Regions from separate parts of the Homo sapiens genome. Here all the other regions are linked to region 1. Evidence: chromatin loops called from intact Hi-C (ENCODE). Cell type or tissue: endothelial cell of umbilical vein. All regions are shown on one strand.

Region 1 (5,000 bases):
ATCTTTTATATGACAATTAATCCTTATGTTCTGGATAATATTATACCACTATTAGAATTCAATTATTAAGTAATTATGAGAAGAAATCATTCTTCTGTTTGAGATGTGAGGGTATGAAAAAGCTCAGACTTTAAAAAAATGTTAAGTCATTGCAGAAATGCTTAACATTTCTGTGTTTCTTTTATTTATTTATTTTTTGCTTTCTTTGGCTCAGAGTAGATTGGTTTCATCTCTTAAGTATATAATGGGAGTGCTTTTCCTAAATACCTTTTGACTATTCTTCCTCACCTATAGCTTTACCAATTGGTAAAGAAAAATAAATTATTTGTAAGTCTTCAGAAACATTGGGCTGTTGATAAATTGCAAAGAGCAATACCCTCAGATCTTTCTACAGGCAGTGAATGAGTAATGTGGATATGAAATATCACTGTAAAAATTACCAAAAATATTATTTTCATAGAAACCAACGTTTTTGAGACTCTGAATGCTTTTAACTCCTATGTTAGAATACATATTTTCATAAATATTCCCAGAATCCTTGAGTCAGCTTTCTAAAATCCACCTTTCAGCCTGCCCAGGCAGTCACTTTTATTCAGAACATAACTTCTTAGAAGGAATGAGGAGACAATTAATCCTGAAGTGAATTCTTTAATACTAGAGAAGGTGAAAAGAATACAACTTAGCACAAGTCAACTAGTTGTGAATTATAGGAAATATAGTTCTATATTATTATTACTCTGTGTTTGAGACTTTCTTTTACAAAAAGAATCTATAATTTGAGAGGAGTTTTCTGTAGAATCATAGCAAGCCTTCATTTTTTAAAAATATTTCCCATTCTTAGTTTTTTTCTTCTAGATAATAGAATTAAAAGCAAATGTTTGTAGAGTGTGACAAATAGCAAACAAATTTATGTAAAATTAAGTAAAATTGGTTGCTTGGAATCAAGCAACAAAAATAGTTGACCTAATTTCAAATTTCTCAATTGACATTGGTTTGTGCACTAATTGCTTAAAACAGATATATCTGCAGATAGTTTCATCCTTAAAAGGAATATTGTTTGCAATTATGTATGATGCTTTGAATCATATTAAACAAAGATATTAAAACATGATGCCATCCAAATGTTGGTTGGCTATTCTGTCTCCTCCATACACACTTTTTTACATAATTGTAGTACAAATATTCCTAACCTCAGTAATCTAGAGCACTCAAATATAGGTCAAACCACATCTAGTAACACTGAAAAAAATCCTTTTAATTTCCTTTAATTTTTGTTGTGGTGGGAAGTAAAATAGGTTACTATAACCCCTTACTTTTGGTTCTCTGCTTGCTTTATTTCATTCTTATTATTTTTTTAAAAGTTCAGGTGCAATTTATATACGATAAAAAATAAAATGCTAAAATGGAAACTCAAAGTATACAAAAAAGAAAACACACAGTTCTAAGTGTTCTATTTGATGAATTTTGCTAATTCCATGGAAATGTGAAACTTACAAAAGAAAAAAATAAAGCAAAGAATGATGGAGAACATTTCATCACTAAAGTTCCCCAGTGTAAGGGAAATGGCTGCACTTTAGTCAGGAGTAGGCCAAGGCAGGCTTCTGATGTGGCATGACTCAGCAGGTTTGGAGCACAGGTGCACAACTCTGCACATTATGTAACCACTCCATGTGAGGCGCATTATGTAACCACTCACATGACCTCGCACTTGGCTCGGAGCCACTATTGTCTGTAAAAGGTATAACTACCCTGCTGATGCTGTACATACGGATGGCTTGCTTGCTCCCAGAGAGAGAACAAAGCCATGTTGAAACTTCTTACAATTCCTCAAGTGTTCTTTCAGCTGTCTGCCACTTGTCTACCCACTCCCTTCGGTCCTCAGCTTGGGTTGGAATCTGACACTTGGTGTGACACTTGACATAGTCGACAGGATGCCAAAGTGAGTGAGCCTTTGGCCCCTGTTGATTCCAGGTCAGCCATGTGGCCACAACATGGATTGTGGTACTTGGATAGGCTGTGCTTACAAGCATCTGTGCTGCTTGGATGGGCTCTGGTGGAAACCTGGGTGGTGGTAGGTGGGTCCCCCACAAGCATGGAGAAGGCACTGAAGCAGCTGGAAGCACAGAGCATCGAGAAGGAGCCAGCCTTTGCCAGCAGTTGGTTGGGCATTTGTGACTGTGCTGCAGGAATTGCCTGCTTAGTCCCTAAGGGGTCCCGCGGGGAGGTGTGGGAATTAAAGAAACAGTGTTACCAGCGTCCAGGAAACCCCTGCCCACCTGGATGCTTTGTCTGTGAAACGAGGGGGCAGATTGTATATGCTGTTCCACCTCTGAGATGGAAAAGCTGGCCTCTATCACAACTCATCCCTTCTTTCGTCAGTGGCTGCAAGTAAGTAGCTGGCTGGAACAAGGGCAAGGTGACCACACCCTGACTGAGAGGCTATGGGCAACCACAGGAACTGTGAACGATGCCGGTGAAATACTCAAAACTGTCAGTAGATGGCAGTCGTATACAGACTTGGTGCAAGTCATTCAGGAGAAGGGTAATGCTGCATGACCAGGTCCCTCCCGGGAGTTCCAGTTCAAAGATTATTTGCTGCAGCTGGGCGCGGGTGTAGAGCTTTTTCTATTTGATTAAGGAACTGGCCAAGGTGACCAGCTTAGAAAAACACCGGACGACTGGAGGCCACATGTGAAATTAGCAATCCACTTGTCCCCCACCAACATACGGCAAGTGCTGGCACTGGTAGACACTAGCACAGATACATTCTATGGGTGGACATTCTACATGGCTTGGCAGCTGACCCATTTATCACGGACTTGATGGACCACTTTATGATGAAATTGGAACAGTACCACTATAGTGGAACAATAGTGGCCACATAGTGGCCAATGCATTCTTCTCAATTGACATTGCTCTAGAGAGCCAGAAATAGCTTTCCTTCATGGAACGATGACAATGGACTTTCACAGTGTTGCCGCAGGGCTATATGCATAGCCTCACTATATGTCATGGTCTCTATATGTCATGGGTGATATTATGTTAACTTCTGATTATTTTGCAGATTTAGAAATGGCAATGCTCCTCTTTCCTGGGATTGGAATGGTGCGGCTGGGACCTCCTTCCTAGCAGCCAGCTGGGCTATTCAGCAGGCACAAGCCCTACAGGAAGTTGACCAGGGGCACCCATTTGAGCTGCATGTGCATGTGACCACAGATGGTTTTGGCTGGGGCCCCTCGCAGTGCACGGAGCCCTTTAGAATGCCAGTAGATTTTTGGTCCCAACTTTGGAAAGCAGCTGAGCTCCGGTATTTCTTGACAGAGAAACAGCAGCTGTATATGCCGCCCTTCAGCCTCATGAGAGCATGACAAGATAGGCTACAGTTGTCATGCGGACAACATACTCTATAGTGGGATGGGTGCATTCATGGGCAATGACCCCTTGGACTGGGACAGCGCAGACATCCACCTTAGCAAAGTGGGACACGTACTTTGAGCAGCGGAGTACTCTGAGTATGAGTCCCTTAGAAGCAGAGCTGCAAGAGGTCTTGGGACCTGTAGTCCTAATGCAAGATAAGGCCATGGGGCCTGAGGCACCCCTAGACCCCAAGCCAGCACCATTTAAGGAAGGGAGCCCCCCTATTGCCAGTGGGTCATGGTACACAGATGGGTCTAGCCAAGATACTACTGCTTCCTGGAAAACTGTTGCAGTCCAACCTAATATTGACACCATACGGTTTGAAACTGAGTATGGGCAAAGTAGCCAATGGGCTGAAGTTAGATCAGTGTGGATGGTGATCACTAAGGAGGTGACACCTATGACAATCTGTACCAATAGCTGGGTGGTCTCTTGAGGCTTAACCTTGTGGTTACCTACCTGGAAAATACAGAAGTGGCCACTTGGTCACTGGTCCATGTGGGGCCAAGCTATGTGGCAAAACTTATGGGAGGAAGGATGACCTCCCACAACCAGGTGTGGAGATGAATGGTAGGCAAGAGAACAGAAAACTTGGCTGTGACCATGGACCACATGGACCAAAGCCCCCCACTCCTGGTAGCTGGCCATCAAAGCTCCCTGGGTAGAGGGCCTACAGTATGACTTGCATGAAACTCCTTGGGTGTTCAATACATGTCCCTCACAGTTGACTGTTCATAGGGGAACAGTCGGGGGGGAACCCTTCTCCAGGGGACATATGTACTGTCTGCATGTCCTATTATGAGCTTTCCTGTGACTTTGGCATATATACAGGACCCAAAGTAATCATGGGGAGCCGAGAAAATGTGCTACCATCGCCCAGTGCAGAAACCTTTGGTGGCTGCATTCTTATCCAGGATGAAAGGTTAGCCTGTATTTTGCCTGAGGGATGTGATTTACCTCTGTTAGTACCTGTGCCTGCTCTGTCATTTTGACCATTGGTTAACATGCTCCGATTGCATTGTGGGCTGGGCCCTCGACTACACTGAGGTAACCAATGTTTCCAACAGTTGGATCTGCATTGCCCTTCCAGCAGCAGCTGCAGATGGCTTGCCTCAGCACATACATTCAGGGTCTGCAGAGAACTGAACATGGCTGGAGATTTGGGGTCCCATGACCGATGCCTGGAACGCAACATGGCTAGCCTTGGACAAAGGACACTGCAAGACCCATGGTACACCCACCTCCTGGCTGGCCCATAGTGTTTATGATGGGTGGGACTGGCTAGTGGGGGAACATGTAGTACCCCTGACCCAAGCAACATGGTGCATAGAACAGCATTAGGGTACCGCCACTGTGGGATGGATGCCCCTTACGACCTGTGCAAACATAACACATGTCACCACACTGAAGGTATGGTATAGCAAGCAGCCCCACCACGGTCAGGCTCTGATGGACTTTGTGCCCCCTGGGAGTTTATGAGTCTGTGGGTACACAGGGTGGTCTTACCAGTGAACTGGACTGGCTGTTGTACATGGGGGTGGTCTTATGTACGTGCCACTGTTCTCCCCACATTGCCCAGACAC
Region 2 (5,000 bases), 300 kb before region 1:
AAAGGATGGACGTTCCCCGCCAAATTATAAATGAAATTATTATATAATCTAGCAATCCCACTTCTGTATATACATTCAAGAAATTGAAATCACGATCTCAAAAAGATGTCTGCACTCCCATGTTCATTGCAGCATTATTCACGATAGGGAAAACATGAAAGCAACTGGAATGTTTATCAATGGATGAATGCAAAAAGAAAATACGGTATATACATACAATCGAATATTATTCAGTTTTTACAAAGAAGTAAATTCTACCACTCGCTACAACACGGATAAATCTGGAAGACATTATGCTGAGTGATATACACTGGAAAAAGAATGACAAATGCTACAAGATCCCATTTATATGAGAAAAATCTAAAATAATCAAACTCATAGAAGTAGAGGCTAGAATAGTGGTTTCCAGGGACTGAGGGGAGGGGGAAATGAAGATTTATTAGCCAAAGATTAAAAAGTTGCAGTTACACAAAAAGAGTAAGCCCTGGAGATCTATTGTATTGCATAGAGTCTATAGTTAACAATATCATTTGTATACTTAAAAATGTGCCCAGAGGCTAGATGTTATGTTAAATGTCCTTATCACTGTAATAATAACAACAATAACTGAAGAGTGTGGGAGAAAACTTTTGGAGGTAATGTATAAGTTTATGGCATAGATTGTGGTAATGATTTTACATATGCATACTTATCTCCAAACTTATCAAGCTGCATATAATAAATATTTATGTCTTTTTGTGTCAATCATACATTATTAAGGTGGTTTTAAAAATTAAAATAAAATATCTAAGTCCAAATTCATGCATTTAAATTTGTAAACATAAATAATATAGGTATATTTCTAAATATCAAAAATTCACTATTACTATTCACAGTGAATTAATATTAATAAATAAAATTCACTATTATTTAAATTTATTATCTAAATCTCTAAAATTCACTGTTATCCAGATTGATTCCCTATTATCCAGTTTGCCAATTCCTAAGTTATTCAGAAACAGATCTACTTCTATTTTTTCCTGAAATATCCAGATGTTGCAAGAAAACCTAAGTCTTTGCCATGAACCATCAATGCACTTGGACCTGTGCATACCGCAACATAAAATCTTTTAACAGATGCTTTTCCTCAGCTTTGTAGATTTTTCTTATTTGGATGCAAAGTATTACACATCCGGTTATAGAAGTGAGTCTTTCCTTTTGATTACAGGAAAAAATGTAAATGAAAAGAGATATTGGCTTTATGCCTTTATTTCTTGTACCATAAAATTATTTATTCATTAATATATTTATTTACTTCTAACTTCTTCTATAATCATGGTCATCAGCATAAGAATGTAAATTATATTTAGATTGCTGAATGTGTTCTTTTTTTTTTTTTGAGACGAGTTTTGCTCTTGTTGCCCAGGCTGGAGTGCAATAGCGTGATCTTGACTCACTGCAACCTCTGCCTCCCAGGTTCAAGCGATTCTCTTGCTCAGCCTCCCTAGTAGCTGGGATTACAGATGCCCGCCACGATGCCCAGCTAATTTTTTTTTTGTATTTTTAGTAGAGATGGGGTTTTGCCATGTTGGCCAGGCTGGTCTCGAACTCCTGACCTCAGGTGATCCATGAGCCTCGGTAGGTCTTCTAAAGTGCTGGGATTACAGGCGTGAGCCACCACTTCTGGCCATGTGTTCTCTTTAAATAAATCTCAGATACATTTTGAAAATATAGCTTTTATAAAGTTTAAAAGCAATTTTTTCATTGATAGATATTTTCTACTTCTTCATGTATAACTTTTACATATATCCAGACTCATCATTTCTTAATATAGTCTCACATTTTTCATATATTTTTAAAATTTCTCACCTTTTACCATTTAACCTCCCTCTCTCGTTGTGAAGTTCATATGTTTGTGTGTGTGTATACCCTAAAAACAAGAAGGACTAGCCAATCTACATTTCTAAAAGCATAGACAAAAACACAAGTCAAAATACTCCACCTTTTTTTCACAATCAGTATAAATTAAATTTATTACCTCTATAGATTTAAAATAGAAATTAGATGTAAATATAAATATAAATAAATGTAAAATTAAAGTGTATACTATGCACAGAATTAAATAAAAGATACTATAATATAGTGAAAATTAGAAAACTTTATAATACAGGGGAAATCAAATATATATGTAAATGTAGAATATTTGCAGTTCCAGAATAAGATACATAATAATTTATATGATATTTATGTGATTGGAAAATTATCAAATAAAGAAATTCTTGAAGGTTTTCAATAAACACCCACATCTACAGCCATTATGTAACGCTAAGTCATATTTTTGAATGCCCAGTCATATTGAAGAAGATTTTAGGAAGATTTTAAAGTGTTAAATATTTAAGTGATCACACAAAGGCTTATTTTTATAAGGATATTATGAGTCATTATTGTTGTTTGTATATCAACTGGAATGCTGACCTAAATTTTTCTCAATTAATTTCATAAACTTAAATATGTTCAAGAGACATGATGAGAGAAAAGCAAGCAATATAGAATAAAAAGAGATCAAGCTTTTGTGGTGAAGCAACTCAGAATGAATTATATTTTTGAAAACCTAGAAACTTTGTGACCTCAAGCAAGATAACACATATTACCTTCAGTTTGTTTATTTATTATTTATTAAAGTATGATTGTAATATGATACATAAATAATACTAGAAATTTTAAAAAGTACTATATTTATAAAGCATCAGAACCAGAAAAGGTTATTATAATTTGTCTCATTATAGCAATTGCAATATGAAAAGAAACTAGTCCTCAAAATAAATTACTTTACTTGTTTTATTCTATTTGTGGTGATAGATGTATTATGTTGATTGTGGTAATCATTTCATAATGTATAAATTTATAAAATTATCACATTTTATACCACAACTACATGTAATTTTTATCAGACCACAATAAAGCTTGAGAATGTAACATATACTTCAATAAATAAAAGACTACTATTAATAATATACATTTATTATTCCTATTTCTCCCTGTCATAAGAAGAATTTTGTAAGATTTGTTTAAAATGCATATTATAGCATGTTGAAATAATTATATTAAAAATCACGGTTTAAAATTTTTTCAGAAATTATTTAAAGAATAATTCCTGATTTATGGAGTAAATATAGAAAGTAATAAAATCATTAAATATACATTATTTTGGGACATTAAAAATAGAGAATAGTAGGTTCTTATCTGGGGGAACATACCTTTGTCCTTAGCCAAACATGCATGCAGATTTTACCAATATTCTAGTAAAAATAAATGGGTAGATATAGTAATAACAATTATATATCTGCTTGATATTTATAATTTACTCTAGGTTTATGTTAAAGTTAATAGTATCCCAGAGAGTGAAAGTAGACTTTTGGGTTAATTCATGTAATTAATCTAGAACATACTAAGGTTAAAAGCCTTTCTTCAGTTATCAATTAGAAGAGGTACCAAAATTGGCTGTTAACTAACCTAGTGTCCCAATACTTGTGAAGCACTCATTTACAAGCCACACAAACTAATGCTTTGTTGTTGACATATTTATATTTGCAATGATAATTAGTATACATATAATCTATTACCTTTACTTATTCTAGTTATAAAAAGAGCTACACTCATTTTGCAATTTGTAGAATAGATGCTATACGATGGAACAACAGTGTTTGCTTCAGTAGCACATATACTAAAATTAGAACCAAAACAACAGAATTATAGAAATCAATATGTACTGCTGAGAAGAATATCTTAATTATACTTTTTATAATGAACTAATTGTTTTCTAAAACTTAAATGACAATACAGCAGAAATAGGTTTAGATACACATTATTAAACTCTTAATATATACTTTATCATATGAAATGAGTTAACTAGTTAACCATTATTTTAAATTAATTTTGAATACCATATGTATAACATACATAAATAAATTAGTTTAAATTGTATATCACCATTATTTTGTTTCTTTACAAATTAGCTTTACAAACCGCAGCTCTCTGTATATTCAAGATAATACTGTTTAATTCATAATTACACTTTTGTAAGATGTATAATAAGAGCTTTTGAGGTGCAATTATACTTCCTCTTTAAATTTTGAAGATGTGATTTAATGTGTTTAATATGGAACCCTGGGGAACAGTGAAAATAATCAGAAGCCATCTGGCAATTACTGAAATAACTGAAGAAAGCAGAGGCTTGAGGAAATCATAACTTCAATTAATTTATTAGTATGTATTTAAAGAATAAAACTAAAAGTTATACATTAAAAAGATGATGTGCATTCCATAGAAGAAAAATGTTTTTAACGTGCAGATATTGGGATCATATTTACAATTTAAAAAAAATTGATTCCTTTTTAATTACACAAAAATAGCAAAATGATTGAAACTACTTGTCTCCAATTTTAAATGAAGTGACATGAGTTTTTCCCACATATTTTAAAAATAAAATATACTTCAAGTTAAACACACTACTCTGAAAAAAAAAACTAGGTCAGCAATTATTCTTAGCCATATTTGTCATTAATTTTTTCCCGATTTAATATTTTATTTATGGAATATTTAGTGATTGTTCAGAATTTATGCCTATGGCATTTTCTTGAATGAAAAGTACCTGCTTTAAAACTTAGAACTGAAGAGAATCAGAAAACAAAAACAATGATTTATATATTAAAAAAATCAAACACTTTAGGCCACAAGATGTCACTGTAGTTCAAGTAAGGTGTGGTTTTTTATGCAATTAAGCAGAAAAAAGGGTACACTGTACTTAATTTATATATTTAATCTGTTTTTTATTTATTTTAGATACTTTGTACTGGGCTATAAAATGAAGTTAGAACAAGAAATAATTTATAAAGGGAGCAAATTTCATTTGATTTTCTCACAGTCAGAGTGAGAGATGTTAGAGAAAATGTCAATTCTTCAATGTTTTTGAGAAAAGAATTGCAAAGAATAATTACAATAAGAACGAGTAAGTTCCATCT
Region 3 (5,000 bases), 1.2 Mb after region 1:
CAGGCAAATTAATACCCAATAGAATTCCACGAGCTAGGCATTGACATCTGGGTTAGACTTCCTTCTAATATGATCATGGGTGATGTATTCTCACTTAAGGCAATGGAAAACTTTATACCCAAGACAACAAGGCAAGAAAAAAAAAAACATGAGGAAAGCTGAGGTCAAAAGGACATGAAGGGTATAGAACAGAGAGCTTACAGGGAAAATAGAAAGGGTACACAGAAAATGCTGAATAGTTACCTGTTGAATTAATAACTAAATGATGAAATGTACTTCTATAATATTTTCTTATGTGCTGTTATTAAATCATATCAGAAGAAGTTCCATATAAATTATTGTGGAGGGAGTAATGGATTAACCTTATCCAAAGAGAGTTCTGGCTTTTGGCCTTTGCTTCTGGGAGGTGATTCTTAAAACGTCTTCCCTTGGAGTCTTTGTTTACTGGGGGCCTTGGACTACTATAACAATAGGATATATGATGGGGACTTTGGACCCACCAGATAGTCTAGGCTAACATTATGATTTATTATGGGGTCTTTAGGCCACCAAAGCTATACCTTTGGTCAGGTCAACCCCTAAAGGTATTGGATACTAAGGCCAGCCACCTGGGCAACTACATCTACCTGACCATGACCCATTAAAACTCTGTCACACATTATTGCTGGGAGAAGTTACGACTTTTTACAACTCCGCTGGGAGAAAACAACTCATGTTTGAAACTCTTCCCTGTGAATTTATTTCTCTGCTAATTTTAATCTGAGTATTTTCCTGTAATAAACCATAACCACAAGTAAAGCAGCTTTCAGTGAGTTCTGCAAATCTTTCTAATGATTTATGAGACTTGCAAATGGTCTTGGGGTTCCCCCAAACTTGCAATTGGTTTCAGGAGTGAAGGTGATCTTGATGCCTCCTGAACCTCTCAAGTATGAAGGAAAAAATGGCCAGTAATCTTGGGCCAGAAAGTCAGGGGAAAATGTGAGAGTAACATTAGGAGTAACATAGAAAAGAAAAGAAAGTATAACAAAGTTTAGCGCAATTTATAAGAAAACGTAATAGTGTTTGGATCTTCCCTTATTGAGGAAAGGGAGGTATGTTTAATGAGTTGGTCATTCAGCTAAAAGGCTAGGCAACCAAATAAGAAGCACATCCTTCCTCAGAGACTTTTCCCCTAGCAAGGTAGTTTGGTTTGGGATTCTCTTGATTAACAGTGATAGAGCTTCTTAGATGTTCTTAGTAGAAAGATAATGAATAATGGTTTGTATCACTTTGAATCAAAAAAAAATAGAGTGGTTTATCAGGTGTGTCTGCGACAGATGGGTGGAAGGGAGCCAGATGGTGTCTACCACTGTGGTATCCAAACTTTGGCTATTCCCTCACAGTTGCCCAAAACAATGCCCAAAGATGGCTAGCACATGCCCTTTTCTGCTTCATGGTATTCCGGTGAGTATGCTGCAGATTATTTTGAGTGGATTGTCGCTTCCTTGAGATACAAAATCACAATTGCCATATCTGAATCTTGATAATTGTAATGTAAAAACAGTTCCTGGATTGCTTCCCCTAGAAGATAGAGATGCCTTAATTTTGCAGTTATAAGGTGAGGCACCCATACATTATTCAGAAAGCAAACAATAATCTTATTTATTATGCAAAGATTTAAAGAGTGATTCTGTGAAAGGACAGGATTTAATAAAGTCTCTTCAGAGAAACATTCCAGCTAAACAAAGATGAATTTTCTTAAAGAGTTCTGCATTGGTTAAGTGTGTTATTTAATTTTTTTTTCATTATTAAAGCTCTTTAAGTACAAGCTAAAAGTCTTTTTTGTATGTAAATTACAGAAGGAATTCAAACTGGGTTAATTTGGTTGGCTTAACTGCTAAATTAAATAAACCCAAAAATATACGAAGACAAAAACAGAATAAGTTTAATTCTCCTTCCCATAGTAATTTAAAGTAGGTATTCCTGAAGAACCAGCTGCTTTTAGCTAATCTTGATTCAGAAAACAGTGTTCATACAGCTTCAATCTCTGCTGTTCCCTAAAACATTGCAATTCTCTGCATTAAGTATAGATAGAGTATGAGGCAACTTGGAGGAGATACATCTGTTTCTTAAAAGTATTGGTTCTGGCCAAGCATTATGGTGTGCACATGTAATCCCAGCTATTTGGGATGCTGAGGCAGGAGAATCCATTGAGCCACAGAGTTCAAGACCAGTCTGGGCAACACAGCAAGACCCCTGTCTCAAACAAACAAACAGACAAAAATCTTGGTCCTTCAAGAGCAGACATTACTTCCATTCAAAGTCCACAATTTAAATGAAGCTAGTTGCTAGTTGTCACTCAGAATAAAAGAAAAAGCAATTGTTTTCTTGAGTATCTAGCAACCTCTTATGATTAGCCATTAATGTTTAACTCCCTAAATTGTTATAGATATTGCCTTCTACTCTATAAGCCTATTCCGTATTTAACCACATGATTGTGAAAACATTGAAGGTAGTGGATATCAATGGGTAATACATACAAATTCACTCAGAACTAATCATGTAAAACTAACACAGTTTCTTTCTTTGGGGTTCTCTCAATTAGAAATCTTATTTGTCAGAGACCTTGAAAAAACATTTCGGGATATTCTGCTGTTCAAGAAAGATAGTTGAGAAGTACATTGCAGTAGATTTAGATAAATTCATACCTACTCTAACAACATGACCCAGAATTGGTGTAAATATATCAGTATCTGTCTGGAGAAGATGTCTGTAATGGTGTTCTTAAGGACTTAAACTTGGCCCTGTACTCATGGAAAGGTTTAAAATGCCTAAAGATGTAGAAGTTTTTTATTTATCAAACTGTGACTGCCACCAAGTGGAGTAAAGTTTAATAAGTTAATAGAATCAAAATCGGTAAGGACATGGACATTCAACAACCAAGGTCTCTAATAGGTAATAAGTATGGTAGAACTGCATATGGATGAAGAAAAAGTTCCTGTTTGGGTTTGAATACATTAAGCACACAGCAACTACTGATAATTTGAAAAAGAGCTGTGAGTTTAAGTTGATTATAAATTCAGTGGAACCATCAATTTACTGTAAAAAATATCTAAAGCAAATTTAGGATACATGAGTAGAAAAAAGTATTTTCTCAGGAAAATAGAGTTCTTCTGAATGCTGTGCTCTGATCAGCATATCTGGAAAACTTTAATTTCTAGGCAACACATTCCAAGAAGGATATTAGCAAATGTAGGGTGTCCTGAATTAGTGACCAGAATTATAAAAATTTACACACTACTTTGTGAATAATAATTGAGTGAATTAAAATTCTTTAGAGACAAAAAGGAAATACTTAAGGAAATAATTAGCAAAAGATTTTTCTTGTGGTAGCAAAATTAGCTCTATCTAATCTTCCAATCCCACTGGGTGAACATCATTTTGTGTGAATGTATTATTGTTATACTATTATTTTTGGATAATTGCTATATTGTTCATATTAATGTTCCTTGTTATATTTTTATAATAGCTGACCTAGATTATTATATAGGCAAGATGATAGGGCTTCGCCTGGACTGTATAAGATATTTCTAACACATTCTCAGCAGGTAGGAATTATTATCCCCATGTCACACACGCCATTGCTGGAGACACAGGTTATCTAATGCACACATGCTCACACTACTAATAAGTGATAGAACCTGGATTGTAGTCAAGAAATGTTCACCACAGAGTCCTGCTCCAATTACCACAACATTGCCATCCTGAGAAGTGGAGAATGTTCTGGAAAGCATATACAAATCTCAAATTATTTGCCCCACAAGAGAGCTATATGTCTAAACTGGAAATAAGAAGAAACTAGATACACAGGCCGGGCTCTGTGGCTCACACCTGTAATCCCAGCACTTTTGGAGGCTGAGGCGGGCGGATCATGACATCAGGAGATCAAGACCATCCTGGCTAAAACGATGAAACCGCGTCTCTACTAAAAAAACACAAAAAAATTAGCCGGGCGTGGTGGCTGGCGCCTGGAGTCCCAGCTACTCGGGAGGCTGAGGCAGGAGAATGACATGAACCCAGAAGGCGGAGCTTGCAGTGAGCTGAGATCACGCCACTGCACTCCAGCCTGGGTAACAGAGGGAGACTCTGTCTCAAAAAAAAAAAAAAAGAAACTAGATATCCAAATAACAGGTGGATAATTTAGAAATTCAGCACTAAGTGAAATTTTTAAATAAATAATTACCAATGTATTTTCAACTTTCAAGGCTTTATGATTTTATTATGTACATGTATGTATGATTTTATTATGTATATTATTTTGCCTTGTTTTTTTCTAGTTACCTGGGCAGCTTGTCTTGAAAAGGAGTACTATTGCTTTGTAAGCATTAGCACAAAGGAATTTCATTATGTGACTGGATATTTTGGTGTTTGCCATATTTTTGTTCCTGCTGTTTCTTTTGAATAAAATGCCTGCCCATATTCTCCTACTCCCATATTTCAACCATCCTTTTAAGGACTTTTAGGTTGTCAACTTCTCTGTAGAATTTTTCTTGATTTCCTACTGGTGATGGTTAATTTTATGCGTGAATTGGAGTAGTCTATGATCACTAGTTGTTTGGTCAAATGCTAGTCTAAATGTTGGTGCATTTTTTAGATGTCATTAATATTTAGAATCAGTTGAATTTAAGAAAAGCAGATTAGCTTCTATAATGTGAATGGGCCTCATCCAATCACTTGAAAGCCATTAGGGAAAAAATGAAAGGTTCTCAAAGAAGAATAATTCTGCCTCCCGACTGCAAAATAGAAATTCTGCCTGAATTTTTAGCCTTCAGACTCAAGTCTACATGTCAACTCCTACCTGCTTCTCCAGCCTGCCAGCTTGCCCTACAGATTCTTCACTTGCTGATCCCACTAATTTAGGATATGCTTTAAAAACACCTTCATATGATTCACTTGTATTTTGAACCTTCTCTAAATCACACTCATTGTTAAACTTTTTTTCAAATTCCTCCCAAAAGGCC

Evidence for each region. A loop is a pair of places that touch in the nucleus more often than their neighbours do. Peaks named below come from ENCODE experiments on the same cell type or tissue, not always from the same donor. Only the 100,000 strongest peaks of a DNase experiment are listed, where the experiment ranks them.
Region 2: it touches region 1 in a loop (2.6-fold over the local background); 5 of 110 quality-filtered maps call a loop at or near these places.
Region 3: it touches region 1 in a loop (31-fold over the local background); 4 of 110 quality-filtered maps call a loop at or near these places.

Annotation. Positions count from the first base shown.
Region 1 is chr4:116,356,288-116,361,287 of GRCh38, forward strand. No RefSeq gene overlaps it. Among named protein-coding and RNA genes, the nearest start is that of MIR1973, 59 kb to the left of the region's middle. In endothelial cell of umbilical vein, a CTCF peak has its summit at 2,495 (motif pointing right); DNase peaks (open chromatin) are centred at 1,684 and 2,484; H3K27ac peaks cover 358 bases.
Region 2 is chr4:116,051,909-116,056,908 of GRCh38, forward strand. No RefSeq gene overlaps it. Among named protein-coding and RNA genes, the nearest start is that of MIR1973, 250 kb to the right of the region's middle. In endothelial cell of umbilical vein, no CTCF peak of the experiment used is centred here; no DNase peak of the experiment used is centred here.
Region 3 is chr4:117,557,673-117,562,672 of GRCh38, forward strand. The region is part of intron 2 of LINC01378 (long intergenic non-protein coding RNA 1378); the gene reads left to right. Among named protein-coding and RNA genes, the nearest start is that of LINC01378, 130 kb to the left of the region's middle. In endothelial cell of umbilical vein, no CTCF peak of the experiment used is centred here; no DNase peak of the experiment used is centred here.